Linked DNA regions of Homo sapiens: region 1 is linked to region 2. A link is a loop called in an ENCODE intact Hi-C map of the cell type or tissue named here. Cell type or tissue: Calu3. All regions are shown on one strand. Links, peaks and the distances in the headings refer to the core of each region. The heading gives the core; the rest is flanking DNA. Region 1 has its middle 98 kb from the start of USP44. Region 2 overlaps NTN4 (netrin 4).

Region 1 (10,532 bases), core at 1,049-9,048, 52 kb after region 2:
CATCATCCCAACATTCCAACATCCCATCATCCCAACATCCCATCATCCCATCATCCCAACATCCCAACATCCCAACATCCCAACATCTCGTCATCCCAACATCCCATCATCCCATCATCCCAACATCCCAACATCCCAACATCCCAACATCTCGTCATCCCAACATCCCATCATCCCATCATCCCATCATCCCATCATCCCAACATCCCATCATCCCATCATCCCCACATCCCATCCTGCCATCCTGCTACATGCACTTTCTCCTCCTTAGCCTCTTTCAAAATAACCATCTTGGTACTAAGGCAACGGAGTCAAATAAGATTTCCATCTATGGCTTCAGTGGAACCTCAACACTTCCTTCGAGAGCTACTGGGAAAGTCTCTGCTCCTGGACCTTTACTCTGTGTGCCGCTGGGCTTTATTAGTCAGCACTGAGTTTCATAATTGCCACATACCTATCCATGTGATTTGCCTGAGGTCAACACAGTCTTACCCTCTTCTTACATCATTTTCCCTGTAGAGGAATCTTACTAATATTTGCTATTTGATGCAATGGAAATTCTCAATAATAGGATAATCTTTTAATAGTGTCCTCTAAATGAGGTCAAATCTGTGGGGATATGACCATGAGCCAAATAGCAGTGTCCATCTGGCTCTGTTAAACAGAGAGCAAGGCCTATTATGGGTAAACATAGTTCTTGGGGACACTTTAGGTTCTTGCAAAACAAATCCTTTTCTAAACGATCGGAGATTTACCAATTCTAAAGGGTGGGAAAAACAACCTTGAAAATGTCTCGTGCTGGCTGTCCCTCTGCCACTCCCCTGGAATGCCTGAGAACAAGAGTGAGCACCGCCTGGCCCGCTGAGTTTTGTGAGAAGTCCCAGGACTGAATCGCTTTTGTGCTCATTGTTTCAATGATAAGCAGTCCCTGAGCCTAACTTTATCAAAGGGCCAAACTCACATCTTATTTCCCACAGTTTGGAAGGAAAACATTTATGAATAACATCAATTTTGCAAGAGAGATTGGTATGATAAAAATGGAATAGAAGCAAAAGGGTATGCCTCAAATGACTGACAGTTTCTTTTTTTAAGTCTCTCAGAAAATGATTTGTCTGAAAATACTTTTTAAAAAATGATTCCCTAGTCCCTGTGTTCCTACACTTTAACCAAAGAAATGTAAACATGTCTCTACTGTTTGAGGATTACTGATTGTGTTTGAAATGTGCATTTTTTTAAATGACAAATTCCCAGATTTATTATCAGTCAGTTTATGTATGTGAATAACTAAAAAAGCAGAATGTTAGTCATGAGAAAGAAAGAAATATGCACTGGGATAATAGATATTTCCAGAATGTGAGATGTATGTTCCATTAAGAGAGGGTTTTGGCCAGGTGCGGTGACTCACGCCTGTAATGCCAGTACTTGGTGAGGCCAAGGTGGGCGGATCACTTGAGCCCAAGAGTTTAAGACCAGCCTCGGCAACATAGGAGGACCTCATCTCTACAAAACCCACAAAAAATTAGCTGGGTGTGGTGGTGCATGCCTGTAATCCCAGCTACCTGGGAGGCTGAGGTGGGAGGATCATTTGAGCCTGGGAGATCAAGGCCATAATTGCAACACTGCACTCCAGCCTGGGCCACAGAGTGAGACCCTGTCTTAAAAAAAAAAAGGAAGAGTGTTTTGGTAAATGCTGAATACGTTTCTAGTTTCTTAGTATGTCACAGGCAGGGAAACATGTTCCAAAGTGTGATCATTAGTAATTAATTTATTATTAAATCCAAGAATATCCAAGATTTACTAGGAATGATTTAATCATAGTGTGCCCATGTGACCAGGGGGGAACAGCAGCCAGACAAGGAACGCTGCTTCCCAAAAAGCAAAACAACCACTGTTAGCAGATTTTCACAGTATCGGTTAACTATTCTGCCCAGAAACTCCCTGGATGCCTCCTCAGCTAGGACACTACCAAAGATTTCAAACTTGGTGAATAAAAAATAATCCCAGCACTTTGGAAGGCCAAGGTGAGAGGATTGCTTGAGCTCAGGAGTTCGAGACCAGCCTGGGTAACATAGTGAGACCACGTCTCTCCAAAAAAATAAAACAATTAGCAGGGCATGGTGGTGTGTGCCTATAGTCCTAGCTATTCAGGAGGCTGAGGTGAGGATCACTTGAGCCCAGGAGGTCGAGGCTGCAGTGAGCCATGATCTTGCCGCCATACTCCAGCCTGGGCAACAGAGCAAGACACTGTCTCAAAAAAGAAAAAATATATCAATGCTAGCAAGCAGCAATTAAGAGTTTACTACATGCAAGGCACTTTTCTTAGTGCTTTACAGGTGTTATCCCCATTTTATGCTCCTAACCACCCCTGAGGTGCATGCTATTATTATTCCCATTTCTCAGAGGAAGAAACAGAGGTGCAGGAGACTGATTAAATTGTTCAAGGACAGTCAGATAATAATTGTGAAGTCTGAATTTGAACCCATGCATTCTAACTCACAGTGTTCATATTTCAGCTCCTAAAAGGGCATTCTTGCATTTAGAAAGGAGTCCATGTGAGATAATGCCAACTGCACCATTTTCCTTCACGCCTGTTTCTTTAGTTGAGGGAAGAGAATTGAAAATCAGCATTTTCTTCCGGTTTTTTTTTTACACACTCCAAATTGTAATGTATTCTATCATACCACTATGTGGCTGTGTCATTTTCTACTCCTTCCTATGGTTACAGCGCCATCAGAGTAATGCTGCCTAATGTCATTTATATTAAGAGGAAATGGAAATGGTAAGAGTCCCTTCTTTTTTTTTTTTTTTTTTTTTTTTTTAATTTTTTCGAGACAAGGTCTCACTCTGTCACACAGGCCGGAGTGTGGTGGCGTGATCACAGCTCACTGCAGCCTCAACCTCCTGGACTCAAGCAATCCCCTTGCCTCAGCCTCTTGAGTAGCCTGTGGTCCCAGCTGGATGCACGCCACCACACCCAGCTGATTGTTTTTTAATTATTTGTAGAGACTGGGTTCTGGCTATGTTGCCCAGGCTGGTCTCGAACTCCTGGGCTTAAGCAATCCTCCCTCCTCAGCCTCCCAAAGTGCTAGGATTACAGGCATCAGCCGCTGCCCAGCAAGAGTCTCTTCTTTACCTTTGCCCTTTTCCTCTTGGTCTGATTTTCTGAGGTCGATTTTGGCAGAAGGTCCACTTTTGCATGTATCAGTAATGATCTTGAATGAGCAACTATGAAATTCAACAGCATTTCAGATCAGTCCTGTCAGCTCTGACCTTTGCTGTATAGAGAAATTCTGCTTGCAAGATGAATGAGAAGGAATTACACCAGAGAGAGACAAGGAAATGGGAAAAAATAGAGAATGTAGGCACTTTGTCAACCAAGGGGAGGGAGATAGGGGCAGGAAACAAAAGATAATGATATAAGAGAATCAAGGAAAGCAACAGCTAGAAAAAGGCAGTTTGCAGGTGGTGGAGGCTGCAGTGAGCTGAGATGACACCACTGCCCTCCAGCCTGGGCAACAGAGCAAAACTCTGTCTCAAATTAAAAAATAAAAATAAAAAAAGGCAGTTTGTTCTAGTAAAAATATGCAGAATATTTCAAGGTAGAATATATTCAGTTAATCAATTCTTCCATTGCTAGACACCATGATTTATGTAAGGTATTTCTGAATATTTATTACAAAAATTTTCCATCTAATTTTCCTGCTGTTAATTGTGTTTGAAGAGCCAGAAAAGCTACAGAAGGTGAAATAATACAGAAACCGTAAACAATGGTAACCAGGAAATTAGGGAAACCCATTACTTTTACCATATACTAAAATTGATTTTTTTTTTTTTAGACCGAGTCTTAATCTGTGGCCCAGGCTGGAGTGCAGTGGCACGATCTCGGCTCACTGCAACCTCCGCCTCCCGGGTTCACGCCATTATCCTGCCTCAGCCTCCCGAGTAGCGGGGACTACAGGCGCCCACCACCACGCCCGGCTAATTTTTTGTATTTTTAGTAGAGACGGGGTTTCACCGTGTTAGCCAGGACGGTCTCGATCTCCTGACCTCGTGATCCGCCCGCCTCGGCCTCCCAAAGTGCTGGGATTACAGGCGTGCGCCACCGCGCCCGGCCCCACAGCTGTTTTTAATGCAGAGACCCAGGCCTCTACCTCAGAGAGTCTTGTTTCCAAAGGTCTAGATGGGGCCCGGGGAGGGAGATTTTCATAAGCACCTGTGGTAACTCAGATAGAGGTGGTCTACAGACAAGACTTTGAGAAGCACTGCTCTGGACACTTTTACAGAATAGACTCGACAAATCCACTTGGATTTGTCGGATATGAATCTACTTGGCCTTTGTCACAAATATTATTTTATGAATAACAGAATCATTAGTCCTGTTATGGTTACCCCAAAACTAAGATGATGGAAAAGGAAAATTGAAAGAACCTCACATAACAGCCCTGTAGAGTCGGTAAGAGAGATTCCTTAAAGTCAGTCAGAAAGGAGATTCCTCTGGCAATTATGTACCCTTACTTCCTAACCTGGCCTTGTATAGACCTGTGAAATACCTAAATTTGTCTTTGCTATCTCTACCCCTCAATCCACTTTGTACAATCTCTCCCCAGCTACCTGTCGACTTCATCCTGCACAGGGTGTACACCAAGATGCTGGACAAAGCTCTCAACTCCCAACTTTCCCTCCAGCCTCAGTCTACTTACTTATCAAGATGTTACTCTTGACCAAGAGATTGATAGGTTCATAATATAAATCATTATAATGCAATACTTTCCCACTTTCCCACTTCCCAATTTTCTCCTAACACAATGCCTTCATGACCCAAAGAAGCCAGGCATGTCTGCAAACTTTTTTTTCTTTCTTTTTTTTTTTTTTTTTGAGATAGTCTCACTCTGTCACCCAGGCTGGAGTGCAGTGGAGCAACCTCAGCCTCAGCTCACTGCAACCTCCACCCCCTGGGTTCAAGCGATTCTCCTGCCTCAGCCTCCCAGGTAGCTGGTATTACAGGCGCCCGCCACCACGCCCGGCTCATTTTTGTATTTTTAGTAGAGATGGAGTTTCACCATGTTGGCCAGGCTGGTCTCCAACTCCTGACCTCAGGTGATCCGCCCGCCTCGGCTTCCCATAGTGCTGGGATTACAGACGTGAGCCACCATGCCCGGCCTGCAGAAAACATTTTAATGGGTGATTCTAATCATAGGTATTTCAGGCACTGGTGGCAGGCCAGTGGTGGGGATATTTTTGGTCAGATGTGCCTTTCAATGCCTCATAAATCAGGCTGCCTAGGCAGCTTTGTAATTTTCCCTTAGGCAGTAGCAGTCCTGCACACACACCCCATTGTAACCCTCAGAGGCTTAAGAATAAGGAGAAAGGTGAACAGGAAGTAACATTGAGAAAGGAAAACATGGAGAGTGGATTCACTTACCCTCTCTCAGAAATGTACATTCAAGCCACAGATAAAATAAGAGAAATCCACACGGACTCCACACTTTTCCTTCCCATTCCTGTGAAAGAGAAATAAAATCCAGGATAGCATTTTTTTGGTTACATATGGGGAGAAAAATCAAGGAGATGTACACAACTCGCATCACAGCAAACAGAATTCCTTAACATCAGAAACACTCTTACATACCAACACTCTCTTACACATGGGGACTTGCTGGGCAGTGACCTTCAGTGACCTAGCTTTTGATACCAACTGAGAATACACAACTGGATATTTTTATCCGCATGTTTTCTGCCTCTCTGATAAATGTTATACTAAACAGTGGGAAGCAAAAATACAGTGAATGCATTTTTTCAGACCATATTTACAAGTACACTTAATTTGCACGCCCCCAAATTTTATAGGTTTCACCAAATGCTTCAAGAGAGAAGATTAAGTTTAGGAACAACCTGCCTCTCCAAGTTTTCACTTGCCCCGAGGTTATTATCCTACCAGAACTGGCTAAGGCTCTTTGAGAAGTAGTGTTTAAAGCCTCATATTGTTCAGGCTTACATCTATAATCCCAGCACTTTGGGAGGCTGAGGCAGGAGGATCCCTTGACCCTAGGAGTTCAAAACTGGCCTGGGTAGCATAGGGAGATCCCACTTAATTAATCAAAAAAATTTAAAAATTAGCCGGGCATGGTGCCACGCACCTATGGTCCCAGCTAGTTGGGAGGTTGAGGTAAGAGGATTGCTTGAGCCCGGAAGATCGTGGCTGCAGTGAACCATTATTACGCCACCTAACTCTAACCTGGGCAACAGAGTGAGCCCCTGCCTCAAAAAATAAAAATAAAATTAAAGTTGACTTTTCGGGATTCAATAGCTTTATGAAATGTCTTTTCCTTTTGTAAACACAAAATAACACACGTGTAAGAACAAAACAACAAATACCTTAAGACATCACGAGTAATTTGTAATCTACAGATCTGTAAATGAATAAATAAATGTATAAACTATCAACTTTTTTTAAGACAGGGTGTCGCTCTATCATCTTGATTGGAATGCCGTGGCAAGATCACAGCTCACTGCAGCCTTGACCCCCGGTGGCTCAAGTGATCCTCCCACCCGAGTAGTTGGGACTACAGGCATTTGCCACCATGCCCGGATAATTTTTTTTTTTTTAAGAAGATATAGGTTCTCCCTATGTTGCCCAAACTTAATCTATAAATTTTTGTGGCAATAAACAGATGCTTCCGCTTTCTAACTCTCCCACTGAATAGATAGTTCATTATGTAAATTCCTTACTGAACTGACATGATTTAAGGAGAGATAGGGTTGGGATCAGCATTTTCAGAGTGTCAAACACCATCACAGTCATCATCTCAAGGAATCCTCAGAACAACTTTGAAGTTGGGATTATTATTTCATTTTACAGATGAAGACCACGAGATTAAGGGGAGTAAAGTAACTTGCCATAGGCCAGACAGCTAGCAAACTAGCAGAGCCAAAACCTATAGGTGTTAAGTTAATGAATAAACCTATAGGTGCTAAATGAGCAAATGAAGATCTACAATCCAACAACACTATATCTGCCTGATTCCACACCCTACGCTCCTGCAACTACATCACACTGCTTTAAAGCTCTGAGCTCCCGAACAGTGTCATTTGTTGGATTGTAGATCTTCATTCGTTACTTTAGCACCTATTTCTTGTCAGCCTCCTGTGCGATAGGACCAGTTCTAGGTTCTGGAGATATAGCAGCGCATGACACAAAATCCCTACTCTGCATTCTACACTCTCCATTCTAGTGGGGGAGGTCCTTCAGAAGATCTCTCTAATAATCCCCGCTCTTTCTCTCCATTGTAGGGCTTCTTTTGGGAGTGCTCAATGCCCTAAATGGATTCAGAGAAGTATTTTGTTTCCATCACTAAAGGGAAAATTCAGAACAAGAGACCTCATCCTCTTGATCGTATTGAATACTGTTTTCCCCCAGGTGACTTGAAAGCAGTCAATGACTAAATTCTCCAGAGTAGAAAGCTGTTATAATTGGACAATGGCCACAAAACAGGAGTTTTTGAGTTACACTTAATGCCCAGGAGGAAGCAGCAGAATTCTTCCTCCCACCACCCATTACCGAGCTGACAAGGTCCTGCTCTGTGCTGCGCTCGTTAATTTTCCTTTTGGCTTTAAAGATTTACAACAGCTCCTGTCGGCCCCCCATGTGAGAGAAAGTCAGGGATCCCTGCCCGCCCAAGCCATGGAGAGCTGGCTGGCTTTGTTCCCCACAAGCCTGCCAGGAGCTCCTCGACTCCCGTCATGGTAGCTTGGGAAGATTCACTTGCCTCTGTGAGAAATAACAGTGACCATAAAAGAAAAAATAAATTCTAGGCATTCTTTCAAGCCTTTGGGAAGTTCCGGCACATTCCAGCTGCGAAAGAATTCAAGTCTCTCCACTCATGTCAAAGCTCCAGCCCCTTGCATGTGTGCTTTGCACATTTAATAGAACCAAGCCTAGTAATTAACTCTATAAATTCTCTCCCTGCCTTATTTGTCATGAACTGCAAGCTGATGCTATAGGGAGGTCAACCTGGGATTTAGTGAGTTATTCTCAGGCTTTGGGCAATGACAGATTTCAAAGGTTTGAAGCTTCTCAACATTAAGCATTGCTATTCCAGAGCAAGGAGCCAATCATCTGTGACCCAGAGATTTTGCTGAATATTTTGTTCCTTAAGCTTCAGAAATTCACATCCAAAACTATTTATGGTTGTTGTAAAGAGAAGTCTTCACTCCTTTATACAGTCCAGACAGCCAGATGTTCTTGTGTCTTTTTCTGGGCCCAGGTGCATCCTCCAAATCACCCGTTTGAGCCTCTCCTGTAAATCTCAAACTCACCTATGATTCCATTTAAGAAGACTCGCTTCCTGCTTACCTCCTAACTTTTCTTTGCCTATTTCTTCCTCTATAAAGGAAGGGAGGGCCAGACGCGTGGCTCACACCTATAATCCCAGCACTTTGGGAGGCTGAGGCAGGAGGCTTGCTTGAGCCCACGAGTTTGAGACCAGCCTAGGCAACAAAGCGAGATCCAATCTCTAAAAAAAAAAATTTAAGGCTGGGCGTGGTGGCTCACGCCTGTAATACCAGCACTTTGGGAGGCCGAGGTGGGCAGATCACCTGAGATCAGGAGTTTGAAACTAGCCTGGCCAACATGGTGAAACCCTGTCTTTACTAAAAATACAAAAATTAGCCAGGCATTGTGGTGGGTGCCTATAATCCCAGCTACTCAAGAGGCTGAGACAGGAGAATTGCTTGAACCTGGGAGGCGGAGTTTGCACTGAGCCGAGATCACGCCATTGCACTCCAGCCTGGGCAACAGAGCAAGACTCTGTCTCAAAAAAAAAAAAAAAAAAAAAAAATTAAAAATTAGCCAGGTGTGGTGGTGCATGTCTACAGTCCCAGCTACTCTGGAGGCTGAGGTAGAAGGATCCCTTGAGCTCAGGAGTCTTTGAGGTTGCAGTGAGTTATGATCATGCCACTGCACTCCAGTCTGGATGACAGAGTGAGACCCTGACTCTAAAATAATAACAACAATAGTGAAGGAAGGGAGAAGACTAAAAAGACTAACAAAAGAAGTTGCTTCAAGTTTTCTTAAGGCAAGAAAAAAAAATCATTAAGAAGTGTTCCTGAGGCCAGGCACAGTGGCTTACGCCTGTAATCCCAACACTTTGGGAGGCTGAGGTGGGTGGATCACTTGAGGTGAGGAGTTTAAGACCAGTCTGGCCAACATGGTGAAACCCCATCTCTACTAAAAATACAAAGATTAGCGGGCCATGGTGGCAGGCACCTGTAATTCCAGCTACTCAGAGGGCTGAGGCAGGGGAATCACTTGAACCTGGGAGGTGAAGGTTGCAGTGAGCTGAGATCATGCCACTGCACTCCAGCCTGGTCAACAGAGCGAGACTCTGTCAAAAAAAAAAAAAAAAAAGGCAGGGCACAGTGGCTCATGCCTATAATCCCAGCACTTTGGGCGCCAAGGCAGGCGGATCATGAGGTCAGGAGATCGAGACCATCCTGGCTAACACAGTGAAACCCCGTCTCTACTAAAAATACAAAAAAATTAGCCAGGCATGGTGGCGGGCACCTGCAGTCCCAGCTACTCAGGAGGCTGAGGCAGGAGAATGGCATGAACCCAGCAGGTGGAGCTTGCAGTGAGCCGAGATCACGCCACTGCACTCCAGCCTGGGTGACAGAGCAAGACTCCGTCTCAAAAAAAAAAAAAAAAAAAAGAAAAAAAATTGTCCCTGAGGCCAGGCGTGGTGGCTCACACCTGTAATCCCAGTACCTTGGGAGGCTGAGGTGGGAGGATCACTTAAAGCCAGGAGTTTGAGACCAGCCTGGGCAATATAGTGAGACTGTCTTTATTTTATTTTTTATTATTTTTTTTTTTGGGAGATGGAGTCTCGCTCTGTTGCCCAGGTTGGAGTGCAGTGCCACCATCTCGGCTCACTGTGACCTCCGCCTTCTTGGTTCATGTGATTCTCCTGCATCAGCCTCCCAAGTAGCTGGGATTACAGGCATGCGCCAACACACCTGGCTAATATTTTTGTATTTTTAGTAGAGACAGGGTTTCACCATGTTGGCCAGGCTGGCCTCAAACTCCTGACCTCAAGTGATTGGCCCACCTCGGCCTCCCAAAGTGCTGGGATTATAGGCGTGAGCCACCATGCCCGGCCAAGACTCTGTCTTAAAAAAAAAAAAAAAAAAACTTAAATTAGCTGGGCATGGTGTTGTGCACCTGTAGTCCCTCCTACTGGGGAGGCTGAAGTGGGAGGATGGCTTGAGCCCTGGAGCTCAAAGCTGCAGTAAGCAGTGATAGCATCACTGCACTCCAGCCTGGGCAACAGAGTGAGACTCCAGAAGGAGGAGGAGGAGCAGGAGGAAGAGGGGAAGGCAGAAAATAAGGGGAAGGGAGAAGAAGGGGGAAGGAAGGGGGAGAAGAAGGGGGAAGGAAGGAGAAGAAGAAGGGGGAAGGAAGGAGAAGAAGAAGGGGCAAGGAAGGAGAAGAAGGAGGAAGGAAGGAGAGGAAGGAGAGGAAGGAGGAGAAGGAGGAA
Region 2 (8,000 bases), core at 1-8,000:
CATCTCAGTCAGGGAGCAAGAGTAACTCTCGAGTTGAACTACCAACAAGTAGTTGATAATCAGTCCATGTGCGTCATCTACTATAATTGCCTGGTTGATATTTATAGATATAGCCATGTATATTTATAGATAATACCCAAGTACCAGAAGACCAAAGGCTCCAAAGTCATTTCAAGGAAAACTCCATCAAGACCACATTAAGATACTCTTAAAAAAAAAATTGCCCTGAAACATAATAAGGTAATTGTAACATATTTGTCTGTAATTCTAACATAATTGTAACAAGTTTCTGATCCCCTTATATGTTGTTATGGATTCAGCTACATCTGGCTACTGAAAAACTTGAAGCTAAAAACTACTACTACTAAGTCATATTAGTAATCATTCCTAGTTAACAAATACTTGGATGGTACTTAATGCACCAAGTAGGAAAATTATGAAAATAACCAACACCAATTTAGTTCTTTTAGCATAATGTATAGGAGGTAGATGGGTTCATAGGGAAGATCTGTATTTCTTTCTTTCCCTCTCCAGACAGCTCCCCGATCCCTGGGTAGGCTTCCCTAGGAAAGCCTATCTCCATTCGCTTTGTGACTATTCCAGGATACATTTGGGGCAGAGATGCCTGTGTCTGCTTCCCTAGCTTACGTTTCCTTACTGGCATCTGCTTCCAGAATATTACTCTGGTTCTTCTCTTTTTCTGAGCCTGCAGTAGATCCCAACATTTATCAGCACATCCAGTTCTCTCTACCTACGTACTCTCTACCTACGTTGTTTGATTAGGAGTATGTTTGAGAGCATTTTCATTACTCTTTAGTAATATTTTCATATCATTAATTCCCTCCTTAGTAGATGTATCCCTATGTCACCTCTTTGTCACTGCTTCAGTTATAACTGATAATAAAGCTTATGACAAATAAGTTAACATATTTAACATTTATTAAGTACCTATAATTACCAGATTTCATGTGAGGTGCTGACAGCGATATTCTTATAGCTAGATGTTTTCCCCCCATTATTTCCCACTTTACTTTTATGAGGAAGGTAGTATCAAGAAAACAAGTTGATATTTTAAAAATTTAAACTATTTCAGTATGTGGTTCCATCAACAACAAGTACAATGTTATTCAAAATAACAATTTTATTATATTTATTTTACTGAGCTTACCAAGGCAGAAAAGCAAACTGCTACTCTGTGTGTGGTCTGCAGACCAGCCGCATTGGCATCATCTGGTTGCTGATTAGCAATTCAGAACCTCTGATCCTACCCCAGAGCTATTGAATCATATTAAAGGTTCAGAGTAGCCAGGCATGATGGCACACAGCTGACATCCCAGCTCCTCAGGAGGCTGAGGAGGGAGGATCACTTGAGCCTCCAAAATTCGAGGCTGCAGTGAGTTAGGATCACGCCACTGCACTCCAGCCTGGGCAGCAGAGAAATTTCCCATCTCTTAAAAATTTTTTTTTAAGGTTGAGAGTGCTCTTGAATGCTTTTCAACAAGGGTTCTATGCACTTAATTTACAGTTAAATTTTTCAGAGTTAGCCAGAACAGCCTAGTTAAGCAAACATCCAAATTAACGAAGGTTTACATCTCTATTTGTGTGCATATAGGCTTAGAATATTTTAGAATAAATTATGTAGAGGTTTACTGAGAAAAAATGGAAATCTGAATAAATATGTTTCTGTGGTACAGCATTTTCCAGAGTTTGATCTGCAGAGTTCTAATTCTATGAAATGTTAATAGAAATTATGTGAGGGGAAATTTTGCTATGGCCTTCAAATTTAGGAAATAAATTAATCAAAGGTTTCTTCACTTCAGTATGTCTCAGAGCCTAATATGCTAATGTTTATTATAAACCTGTTTCGGAGTTTTGACATCTCTCCAATTTAACCAGAGAATGCTTTTCTTTCAAAGCATCTTTTGGGACCCGTGTTCTATAGCACACACTGGAAAATGTTGTTATACTGGCCATATCTATATGAAGACTTTACTTGGGAAGACACACGCTAGAAGATTTTTTTCTATATATTTGTTCCCCATTTCCAAGTGCTAGAGCCTACAAATGCGTACCAAGGAAATAATGAACCTTACATTTCTATCAGTGAAATAATCATAAACATAATATTAACTAGGCTTGGGCAATCTAGTCTATTGGACTGCCAGCAATGAACATATGACAGCCCTTTTCTTCTTCTCTCTCTTCTTTTCCAGTTTTTATCTTCTCAAAAGTTAGAACTGGGCCAGGGGTGGTGGCTCACACCTGTAATCCCAGCACTTTGGGAGGCCAAGGCCGGTGGATCACCTGAGGTCAGGAGTTCGAGACCAGCCTGGCCAACATGGTGAAACTCCGTCTCTACTAAAAATACAAAATTAGCCAGGCATGGTGGCAGGCACATGTAATCCCACCTGCTTAGGAGGCTGAGGCAGGAGAATCGCTCGCACCTGGGAGGCAGAGGTTGCAGTGAGCCAAGATTGCGCCATTGCACTCCAGCCTGGGAGCCTCCAGAGCAAGACTATGTCTCAAAAAAAAAAAAAACCAAAAAAAAAAAAAACCATTGAAAACCTGAAGCAACAGTTGAGATAAATTTACTAGAAGCACATAAGTTGTAGCTCAGTTTAGTTCAGAAAACATTTATTGAGTGCTTCCCCTGTGCCAACATTAAGTCTGTGAAAATCAGAAGATCTTCCCTAAGAGATGTTACATTCTAGATGAGGAGAAATGTATAATAATAGATCATTTCAGTACTCTGTGGTGGTGATGATGATGACAATATCATAGTAATTGCTGACGTATATTGAGTGCATACTATTTTCTGGTCACTATTCAAAGGGCTGTGTATGTTTTCACTTTTTTAACTTTCACTAAAGCACTTCAATGTAGGTAACATTATTACCACCCATTTTACAAGAGGAAAGTGCAATGAAAAAGATACAGCAAGTGCCTTAGGGAGAGTGTGGGGGTGAGTGAGGACAATTTAGGGAAGACTTCCTTGAAAAGATCCCTCCCTACTTCTTAGATGGCTGTTTCTGTTTTTTCCTGTAAAATTGCTGAAATACAGTTTGTCCTGATTTCTTTTTTTTTTTTTCTTTTTTTTTGTTTTTTTTTTGTTCTTTTGAGACGGAGTCTCTCCCTGTTGCCCAGGCTGGAGTGCAATGGCGCAATCTTGGCTCACTACAACCTCTGCCTCTTAGGTTCAAATGATTCTCCTGCCTCAGCCACCCGAGCAGCTGGGATTACAGGTGCTCGTCACCACACCCAGCTAATTTTTGTATTTTTAGTAGAGACGGGGTTTCCCTATGTTGGCCAGGCTGGTCTCGAACTCCTGACCTCAAGTGATTCACCTTCCTCGGCCTCCCAAAGTGCTGAGATTTCATGCGTGAGCCACCGCGCCCAGCCAGTTTGTCCAGCTTTCTAATCTCAGTCATTTTTAATGAGTTGATCTAGAAAATGAAACAAATTGATGATGTTCTTCCTCACAGCATCTATGATACATGTAATAAAATACGTACCTGGGCATGTTGATTCATTCAACAAATATTGATGGCATTAATCTTGGGGTTTTGTTTGCAGTTAGGTAGCTAGTTTCCTGCCAGGTTAAGCCAAGGACTTACTGGTTCCACGAATGTTCTAGGAGATTTTTCCTCCCACTCTCCTGAGAAGCACCATGCTAAATGCTATGGTTTTATGTGTACATTTTTACTTAATGGTTATAAATTCATCAAACCTGAAGAAACGAGGCCCTGAACCAAATCTTCTAGCCAATAGATTTATTTCTTGTGAGCAATTAAATCATCCCTGTTCTCACTTCCTCTTTATTTCAACCTTAATCAGAGTCTACTGTTGGACCCAGCACAATCAACTACACATTACCATGCCAAGAAATCACTTCTGAGGATTCCAGGGATGTTGTTTGTTTTTTTAAGACTGGGGAGATCACTGAAACTGAATTTATTTCTACAGCTTAGGAAAAAAAAATTTTTGAAAGGACAGTGCATTTAAGGTCTGTAAACACAAGGGAAAACATGAATCTCTCCAGCTGAACCTAGGGCTGAGAACAGAAATGGAGGCTCAAAGTGACTCGTTGCTCAGGCACAGAAGGAAAAAGGGGAATGTAATTCTCACTGTGTACTGAGGTACTTTGAGGAATCTCATCTCTCTGTTCAAAAAGTGGATAGTCTCTTTTAGAGTAACTCACTTGAAACCTTTAAAGTCACCTATGTGACTTTGGTAACCTATAACACAGGTAGATTTTTCTATAGCAGGCATATTTTTAAAATGTGACAGCAGGGGTGGTGGCTCACACCTGTAATCTCAGCACTTTGGGAGGCCAAGTGGGCAGATCACCTGAGGTCAGGAGTTCAAGACCAGCCTAGCCAACATGGTGAAACCCTGTCTCTACTAAAAATACAAAAATTAGTTGGGAATGGTGGAGGGCGCCTGTAGTCCCAGCTACTTGGGAGGCTGAGGCAGGAGAATCACTTGAACCGAGGAGGCAGAAGTTGCAATGAGCCAAGATTGCACCACTGCACTCCAACCTGGGCAACAGAGGGAGACTCTGTCTCAAAAAAAAAAAAAAAAAGAAAGAAAGAAAGAAAAAAGAAAGGGAAGAAAAGAAAAAGAAAGAAAGAAAAAAGAGAATAACCTTCCTAGATAATTGTGTACTGGCTTTTGCGGCAGGGTTCGTGGTGGGAGGGAACCCTGACCTGATTCACACCATTTAGCAATTTCTGTGGTTGAAACATTCTCACCACGGCCAGTTTCAAACTCTCAGGTCATTTTTCATCAGGAAGTCAGACTCAGACTCTGAGTCAAAAGTAGAACGGTTTGGACAAGGTCTTGCCTCCACTTTCACAGCCCCACTTCTCTCACCTCAAGTCATTGGTTCCCAAACCTGGCTGTGGGTCAGAATCACCAGGGAGCACTTACTCAAAATGTGCAATCTTAGAGTCCTGCCCAGAATACACTGAATCAGAATCTCCAACAGGGCGTCCGGACAGAAATCTGCATTCCTTTAAAAAGCATCGTTGGTGACTCTGATTCAGCCTTTTGGCCTCTTGGCTCAGCATTTGAAAACCACTGCTTATAGCAGTCTTGTCTCTAGCATAAGCTCTCTTTAAAAAAAAATTAATTAGCTGAGCATGATGGTATGCACTTGTAGTCCCAGCAACTCAGGAGGCTCAGGCAGGAGGACCACTTGTGCCCAGGAGTTTGAGGCTGCAGTGAGCCATGATCACACCACTGCACTACACAACCAGGGTGGCAGACTGAGACCCTAAGTAAAAAAAAAAAAAAAAAAAAAAAAAAAAAAAAAAATCCTCACTTTAGAAGAATACACTGTTTGAAACAGGTGTTTAAAGAAATGCCTGTAGAACAGAATTAACTCCTTTTAGGAAACAACCAGTTAATTCCTTTACAATAAATTTATTGACTTTTATGCCAAGACACATATTTTAAACTATTACATAGTCTTTCTCCATATTAAAAGGAAAATCAGAAAATGGAAAAGAAAGCAGAATTCATTCTCTGTCAAAGTAAACAACCTCTTGAAAGATTGGCATGCCCTTCCTTCCTCCCTGATGGGCCAAAATAAATGTAGTCAATTGCCCTTTAGCACAGAGTGAATAAAAATAAACTTGGTCTCTCTGCCCTAAAACCCAAACCAAGCATTTACCAAGATAGCATCTGGTTTCATGGCTACCTACCCAAATGAACCAGCTATCTTTGTAAAGAAAGGGTTATATCATCCAGATCTTTTTTTTTTTTTCCTTCTTTCTGGCTTAGGTGAAAACTACTCAGCTGTTGGAGATGCAGGTGCTTTGGGTGGATGACTCTCTTGCCTCAGTCTCTATTGCCATTCTTCACATTCTACTCAAATAGCCCCTTCTCATGATGCTCTCAGGAAGAGTCTCTGCATTTCCGTTTGCACTGATCTCTCTTAAACAGTTATTTCATTTTACCTCCTGTATAGTGATGCTTCCATTTCAGTCTATCTTTCAAGTACAATTTTTACACTAATTAAATCCAGAATACCTTACCACAATTACACATGTAAGAAAACATAAGCACCTTTCATTTGTTTATTCTCGTGCCTGTGAACCAGTCCATTCCTTCCCAAAGGTTATTGAGGTCTCTTCAAATAGTAACTTGTGGGCTTTTTCTTTCAAATTGTAGGTTTGGCAAAGTCACGTGAGTTCATTTTATACCATATAAACAACATAGACATCCTTGTTTTATATTGAAAGCAACTGTGAATGATTCCAGCATAGAATCAATATGAAGTAACTGTTTGTGGAAACCACACTTTAAATAGAACAGTAACTTGGCAGTAATAGTTGGGAAACTTTAATCTCAGCTTTTTTTTTTTTTTTTAATCCAAGAAGTAAAACCAGAGTTTAAGAAGTGAGAGAAATAGAGAAAATAGATATGTCATAACATAATAATCATACTAAGGCAATCCTTTAAAAAGATTAAATAACACATATTGAAATTCATCAAAAAAAGAGAAGCTACGATTATTTTTTATTTTATTTTTTTTTTGAGGCAGAGTCTCACTCTATCGCACAGGCTGGAGTGCAGTGTCATGAACATGGCTCATTGCAGCCTCAAACTCCTGGGCTCAAGCAATTCTCCTGCCTCAGCCTTCTGAGTAGCTGGGACTACAGGCATGTGCCATCATGCCCAGCTAATTTTTTAATTTTTTATTTTTAGTATAGACAGGGTCTCACTATGTTCCCCAGGCTGGTCTTGAACTCCTGAGCTCAAGTGATCCTCCCACCTTGGCCTCCTAAAGTGCTGGGATTACAGGCTGGAGCCACTACACCCAGCCAAAACTTTACAAATTGATGGATAATAAAAATCAGTCACATTTGGGAAGAGAAGTGGACAAGGTCATGAAATTCTCTAAAATGTCTTCCAAGAAGAAAGTGGAATGCAGTAATTCACTGAATAAATAAATAGTATACCATTCTACTTTTGATGAGGACATGTAATAATCAAGCAAACAATTAGAAAATATCAAAATCTTCAGAAGGTCTGGACAAAATTAGAAGGTGCATAAAGAAGAGAATGAGCATTTGGTGAATGGCTGTCATGGACCAGACCTCGTGGTAGGTAATTTAGCAATGTTTATGTGCTAAGTTATAGCTTTATGTGCTATATTTTCTATTTTACAAATGAAGACACTGAGACTTAAATTGATTACAGTTGTCCCTGTTCCTCCATCCACAGTATCCTCGAGGGATTGGTTCCAGGATCCCCGAGGATACCAAAATTCATGGATGCTCAAGTCCCTTATATGAAATGGCTTAGTATTTTCATATAACCTATGCACACCCCCCTGTATACTGTAAATCATCTCTAGGTTACTTATAATACCTAATACAATGTAAATGCTGTGTAAATAGTTGTTATACTGTAGTGTTTAGTTGTATTGTTGTATTGCTATTTTTTACTGGGTTTCTCCTCAAATATTTTTGATCCACAGTGGGTTGATTCTATGGATGCTGAATCCACGGATGTTGAGGGATGACTGTATATAATTTGCCCATGTTCACATAGCTGGTCAGTGCCAAGGCTGGGATTTGAACCCAGGTTAGTCTGACTACAAAGATCCCATGACCTGCAAAGATCCAAAGAACTGTATTACACACCGTGACCCAGTTAATGACAACAGAATCAAAACCCAAAGGAAGAAATAATAAAATATATATTTTAAAGGCAAAAATAATTTTTAAAGAACCTAGTTTTTTTGAAAAAAAAAAAAAAGTAAAAGCCTTTAGTTTTGTAAGGCCCTGCTTACTGATAAATAGCCATGTAGTATTTGAATCTAAAGAACTGATTTCATCCTAAGGAATCTTAGTATAGGAAAGATGGAAATGACTGGAGAATATTCCAGATAGGCCAACAAAAACCATCAAGAAAAGAGAGATACTAATGAATAAGTGTGAAAGATGATAAATATTGTCAGATTATCCAGGAAATTTCTCAAGGATACTACA

The links. Peaks named below come from ENCODE experiments on the same cell type or tissue, not always from the same donor. Only the 100,000 strongest peaks of a DNase experiment are listed, where the experiment ranks them.
Region 1: a loop joins it to region 2, with 2.4 times the contacts of the local background. A loop is called at or near these places in 4 of 110 quality-filtered maps.

The regions. Positions count from the first base shown.
Region 1 is chr12:95,644,297-95,654,828 of GRCh38, reverse strand. It overlaps the pseudogene PGAM1P5. Among named protein-coding and RNA genes, the nearest start is that of USP44, 98 kb to the right of the region's middle. RefSeq lists a silencer at 642-936. In Calu3, for the core only: no CTCF peak of the experiment used is centred there; DNase peaks (open chromatin) are centred at 1,428 and 5,238.
Region 2 is chr12:95,697,397-95,705,396 of GRCh38, reverse strand. All of the region lies in intron 5 of NTN4 (netrin 4), which reads left to right. Among named protein-coding and RNA genes, the nearest start is that of NTN4, 89 kb to the left of the region's middle. RefSeq lists enhancers at 4,906-4,955, 5,006-5,075. In Calu3, for the core only: no CTCF peak of the experiment used is centred there; a DNase peak (open chromatin) is centred at 3,376.